Regions from separate parts of the Homo sapiens genome. Here region 2 is linked to region 1. A link is an interaction called in ENCODE POLR2A ChIA-PET data of the cell type or tissue named here. Cell type or tissue: Caco-2. All regions are shown on one strand. Links, peaks and the distances in the headings refer to the core of each region. The heading gives the core; the rest is flanking DNA.

The links. Peaks named below come from ENCODE experiments on the same cell type or tissue, not always from the same donor. Only the 100,000 strongest peaks of a DNase experiment are listed, where the experiment ranks them.
Region 2: POLR2A ChIA-PET joins it to region 1 with 15 read pairs; 2 of 35 experiments call an interaction of 5 or more read pairs at or near these places.

What each region holds. Positions count from the first base shown.
Region 1 is chr18:26,419,734-26,422,655 of GRCh38, reverse strand. No RefSeq gene overlaps it. Among named protein-coding and RNA genes, the nearest start is that of LINC01543, 1.8 kb to the left of the region's middle. In Caco-2, for the core only: no CTCF peak of the experiment used is centred there; no DNase peak of the experiment used is centred there.
Region 2 is chr18:26,363,970-26,366,891 of GRCh38, reverse strand. The region is part of intron 14 of TAF4B (TATA-box binding protein associated factor 4b); the gene reads right to left. It also overlaps the pseudogene RNU6-1289P. Among named protein-coding and RNA genes, the nearest start is that of LINC01543, 58 kb to the left of the region's middle. In Caco-2, for the core only: no CTCF peak of the experiment used is centred there; no DNase peak of the experiment used is centred there.

The DNA.
Region 1 (2,922 bases), core at 273-2,772:
TGGGGCAGGTGGGACCTCACAGGGAGGAGGGTCTGCAGGTGCCTGGGTCTGTCCTGCATTCTCTCAGCATCCTGCTCAGAGCCTGCACAGCGGGCTGTGCTATGCTTGTGCTGGAGGAGAGGGGTCCTGTCCCCCTTGTTCTTCCTTTGTATTGGGCATAAAGGGAGTCTTTAGGGGGAGGGACAAATGGCGCAAGAGCACAGGGCAGTCTGAGCATAGATGTGGGCTGTTTCAGGAGGTGCTGGGAATGCCAGCTGCCCAGGACATGGAGACAGCAAGCAGGAAGCCACCAGGCCACTTGAGGGTCACCCATTGAACGATTTGGCACACGTCTCTGCAACCTCTCGAAAGATCAGTTTCCTCATCTGCCTTCTCAGAGGATTGTGGCGAGGGTCAAAATGAAAAGTACACGAAGATCTGTTGCCCAGAACCTGGCCTCCAGACAGTACTTGGAAAGGGTCCTGTACCCACAGCTAGAAGAGCTGGAGCGGAGACCTTGACCCATGGCCTAGGTGCTTGTCCAGGGCCCCTGCAGGGACACGGGGCTGCCTCCCTGTGCCCAGTGCACCATCTGCTCCATGCGCTTGACCTCAGAGCTGTTTAATGACATCTGTCCCAAGGCACCTGCTGCCCTAGGATACAGAGGCGCTAATTAATGTATTCATGAGGCACAGAGAACCTTTTCTGTTTAATACACACTTCTCAGGACGTCACAAATCCAGAGGTTAAAAGGAATTTTCCTAAACAAAAAATGCACAAACTAAGCTTGTCTGATAGGAATCCAAGCCAGCAAAGACTCCTCCTGAGAGCTGCCTGGGTCCCCAGGCTATGAGAGGGCATTTGTCCCATGGAAGGGGCGTATGCACCCCACTCTGTGCCTCACCTGGAGGGCTGGGGCAGCTCCAATGTGTAAACCCAAAGGAAATGGCACCCAGGCTGGGCTGAGCGCTGACCTGACCACCTCAGGCTTTTCTGAAGGCCCTCCGACCTCATGGGATTGGCAGTCAGAGCAGCCCTGTGTCCCTGAAGCCACTATCATAACGTGGTGTTCTCTCGCGAGGCTGCTCTGGGGGATGGGAAATCACAGAGCACTTTTCCCACCCACTGTCACCAAACCTTCAAAACTGGCTCACCACCAGATGCAGTTGCTGATGCCTTTAATCCCAGCACTTTGGGAGGCTGAGGTGGGCAGATCACCTGAGGTCAGGAGTTTGAGACCAGCCTGGCCAACATGGTGAAACCCCGTCTCTACTAAAAAAATACAAAAATTAGCCAGCCATGGTGGTGGGCACCTGTAATCCCAGCTACTCGAGAGGCTGAGGTAGGAGAATCACTTGAACCCGGGAGGCCGAGGTTGCAGTGAGCCAAGATCATGCCATTGCACTCCAGCCTGGACAACAAGAGTGAAACTCTATCTCAAACAAACAAACAAACAAACAAAATAACTGGCTTACCTTCTTGCTGTGGATAGAGCCGGAGGGCAGAAGCTGTGAGGGGTCCAGTAACATAGGTAATGCTGACCACGCAGAGCTGCATGGTGACTTCTGGGGCCCCGAGGCATCTTTGCCTTCATAAGACCTTTCTTCCAAAAAACATTACAAATATATTTTGCAATTGCATTGATATGAAGATGTCTTAGTTTGTTTTCTGTTGCTTATATCAGCATACCTGAAACTGGGTCATTTATAAAGAAAAGGAATTTATTTCTTTCAGTTACGGAGACTGAGAAGTGCCAGGTTGAGGAACCACATCTGGTGAAGGCCCTCTTGCTAGTGGGGATGCTGCAGAGTTGCTGCAGGACATCACGCCACGAGGGGGCTGAGCGGGCTAACATGCTAGCTCAGGTCTCTCTTCCTCTTCTTATAAGGTCACCAGTCCCACTCCCGTGATAATCCATTAACCCATTAATCCTTGAATGGATTAATCCACTCATGAGGGCAGAGCCCTTGTGACCCACTCACCCCTTAAAGGCTCCACCCCTCAATCCTGCCACATTGGGGATTAAGTTTCAACATGAGTTTCGGTGGGGACATTCACAGCAGAGCAGGAGACAAATATAATCCAGGCTGGGTTTACATGTTACATATTATATATATGAATCAAATTTATCACTTCTTCTGATTTCAAAAGAATTTTAAGTTAAAACATTTTTGTAGGCCGTAGGCCCTGTGTTTGCTCTTGCTGGAAAAGTTGCCCTGAGACCAGGACAATTCAAGAGCCTACAGCCCATCCTCCTTAGGCTGGGACAGCCACTTACCCTGGGGTGTTCAGTTAGTCAATTAAAAGAAACTTGTGCTGAAACAGTACATTAGAGACAGACTTCCTTTAACAAAAACTGAAGCTCCACTACAAGAATAACACAAAAAGAAATGAAAGAAGTCAGATTTGAAAGAAGGTGTTTTAAGTTTATGGGTGGCCTTAATAAACACCCGCGTGTACAACCAAGAGGTGAGCCTGGTGTTTGATAATGGCTTTTAGCTAGGAAATTGAGTTTGGTTTGAAAAAGGGATATTTTGAGAGGATAGAAAGAGCTTCCATTTTATCTGGATACAGAACAAGCCTTTTTATGGTGTTTTACAAAATTTCCTTTAGTCCTCAGATACTGGCTGAGTCCTACCAGGCACCGTGCCAGACCTCAGGGTGACGACGGCTGGGCCATGTTGTCTGCCTAGAGGGGTTCCCCCAGCAGTGGGGATGGACGTGGAGGGCATCTGGATTTCATTCTGCAGGGAACAGGGAACCAGCAGAGCAGGACCAGCTACGCCATTCATGGGGTCTAGAGCAAAATGAAAGCGAAGGTCCCCTTGTTCAAAAAGTGTTCAGAATGTCACAGCGGCAACATGAGAGCATTAAACCAAGTGCAGGGTGCTGATGGGGGGCCCGGTGTCACTGTACGGGCTGCTGGCCTGGGAAGCTGCTTGC
Region 2 (2,922 bases), core at 332-2,831, 56 kb after region 1:
CTAATTGCTTGATAAAGCTAAACTGTGATTATTACATATATATTTTAAAAGCACATGTATATATAATGATTGTATTAGGTTGAACTATCTGAAACTGCCAATACTTAATTAACAACTGTTCACCTAAAAAAATGGCAAGTTTGTATGGTTTAACCTAACATATGCATGGAAATTTTCAGAAAGAATATCCAAGGAAAAGCTGTTTTAAATATTCTTCTATTGTTTCCTTACAAGGGAAAAATACTCTTCTCTACCATTTGGACATTTTAAATGTGAACATAGTTAAACATTCCCTCCTCTCAAATAAAAAGCTATCTATACCCCTTGCTTTAAGCAGTACTATCTTATAAGCATGGCAGACATAGGAGATCCCCCTTCCCTTCCCCCTAAATAAATAATCATTTGTTGACCGAGCAATCTACCTTCTTTTATTACTCTTCTAGGGAGATTCCACTTCATTTTAGAGAAACTTAAAGAATGCTGGCGTGCTCACTTTGACAGCACATATACTAAAACTGGAATGATACAGAAAAGATTAGCATGGTCCCTGCACAAGATAACAAGCAAATTCATGAAGCATTCCACATTTTTATATATATTTCATAAAATGTTGGCATTGGAAAACATGTTAGAGATTGTACACTGAGGTAAATTCATGCTAGTTTAAACACTGTCAGGAAGTTATTCATCAAATCTAATCTAAATATTACAATCCAAAGAGATCTGGTTTTAAAAATTCTATAACTCTTCCTTTATAAAATGAGCAGAAATAAAGAAGTCAAGAAATAAAAATAAAATAATAGGCCGGGCGCAGTGGCTCACACCTGTAATCCCAGTACTTTAGGAGGCCGAGGCAGCGGATCACCTGAGTTCAGGAATTTGAGACCAATCTGGGTAACATGGTGAAACTTGGTCACAACTAAAAATACAAAAAATTAGTCAGGCGAGGTGGCGTGTGCCTGTGGTCCCAGTTACTCAGGAGGCTGAGGCGGAAGGATGGCATGAGCCTGGGAGGTGGAGGTTGCAGTGAGCTGAGATCGCACCACTGCTCTCCAGCCTGGGTGATAAAGCAAGACCCCATCTCAAAACAAAAAACAAAACCAAAAACATTCTATCAGGTACAGTCAAAGAACTATGTACAGCACTGAGTTCGAGAAGACCACCACAAGTCTGTTGCTTTGGAAGCCCTATCTTGCTACATACTGAAGTGATTCATGGAAAGACAATAGTGTAGAAAATAATTAAGTCCACAAATCGCTACTACCACCTTCTCTGAAGATGACAAAGCCACGGACTCTGTCTCACTCTGCCGTCTGCTTTTTCCTCTTACCTGGTATAGACACACATGTCAACCACCAGAGTTCCTACGGTTCATGGACAGACCCCTCTCCAGTACCATCCCTCCTCTCCAAGACACTCCCATCTAGCTTTCCAGACTTTCTTTTTGGCTACAAGCCGGAAGCTTCTGCTGCCTGCTGAAAATCAGATTCATGTAATTCTGATTTTCAATCAAATATTCTAATGTATTGCTAACTGAAGTTTCAAAAAAGTCCTTTCTACTTTTATCCTCAAGAACAGAATTATAGGCCAGGTGCGGTGGCTCACGTCTGTAATCCCAGCACTTTGGGAGGCTGAGGAGGGCAGATCACCTGAGGTCAGGAGTTCAAGACCAGCCTGGCCAACATAGTGAAATCCCATCTGTACTAAAAATACAAAAATTAGCTGGGTGTGGTGGCATGCGCCTGTAGTTCCAGCTACCTGGGAGGCGGAGGCAGGAGAATCGCTTGAATCCAGGAGGTGGAGGTTGCAGTGAGCCGAGATTACGACACTGCACTCCCGCCTGGGTGCCAAAGCGAGACTCTATCTCAAAAAAAAAAAAAAAAAAAAAAGAATAGAATTATAGAGTAGCACTTTAACCTGCTTCTAGAAGGAGAGGACATATACTAATACATATTGCAATTTCTTTATTTTGGTTAGCAAATTCTATTTTAACTAAAATGATACTATAAGCACCATGTAGCTAATCTGGTGCTGTAAACCTGATTGTTACAGAAATATCAGCATTATGAAATCAACTGAATTACACGATCTTAGGAAGCTTCATTTATTTATGTTAGTAAAAAAGCATTCAAAGTAAAATAGTATGCTGAAATTCCTTAATACTTTCATAGCTCCAAAAATTGATTTTGTATAATTTTTTAGACATGTTATTATGTAAGGTTAAAATGTAACTTATCTTTGTGCTAAAAAAAAACGTTGCTGGATCATTAATAAGGCATGCAAAATATTTGAAAGTATAGCTAATGGGGGAAAAGAGAATCTTTCTAATCCAAGGATCTCTAATTAACACAGGAAGTAAAGTGATTAATGTTTTAAAATTCCAAAGAACCCCAAACACATCACCGATACAATACATATAAACAATACACACATACAAATACTCTAAATCTTAAAGTAGGTTTTATTTTACTGTATCAATATCTGTACGGCCTACATTAATTTAAAAACTAATTTCATATATATAACTTCAAACCACAGCAGCAAAAGGAAAGGACACATTTCAAAGTACTCCCAAATAGTACATTTTAACTATTTTTCCACCCTCCTGCGACCCACTAGCCAATAAGCTTATGGTATAAATATCTTATTCAAAATTGTAATTGGTACTTGCTGCTCTTTGTCAGGATAACATAAGGAGATAGCAGCTGATGCTATTCAATTTTACCAAGACTTCAGAGAATATCAAGTGTAAATTTCCAAAGGCTAGGTTAATATATAAATTATACAAATAGATCATATTTAATGAGAAAAGTTTTGCTTTATCATAACAAAAAATACTCAAGGACAAAGGTCTAAAACTAATTTCTCCAATTTCTTAGCAACAATAAAGGTAATCTTCGAATGTTAAAGTGCTATGTTTTT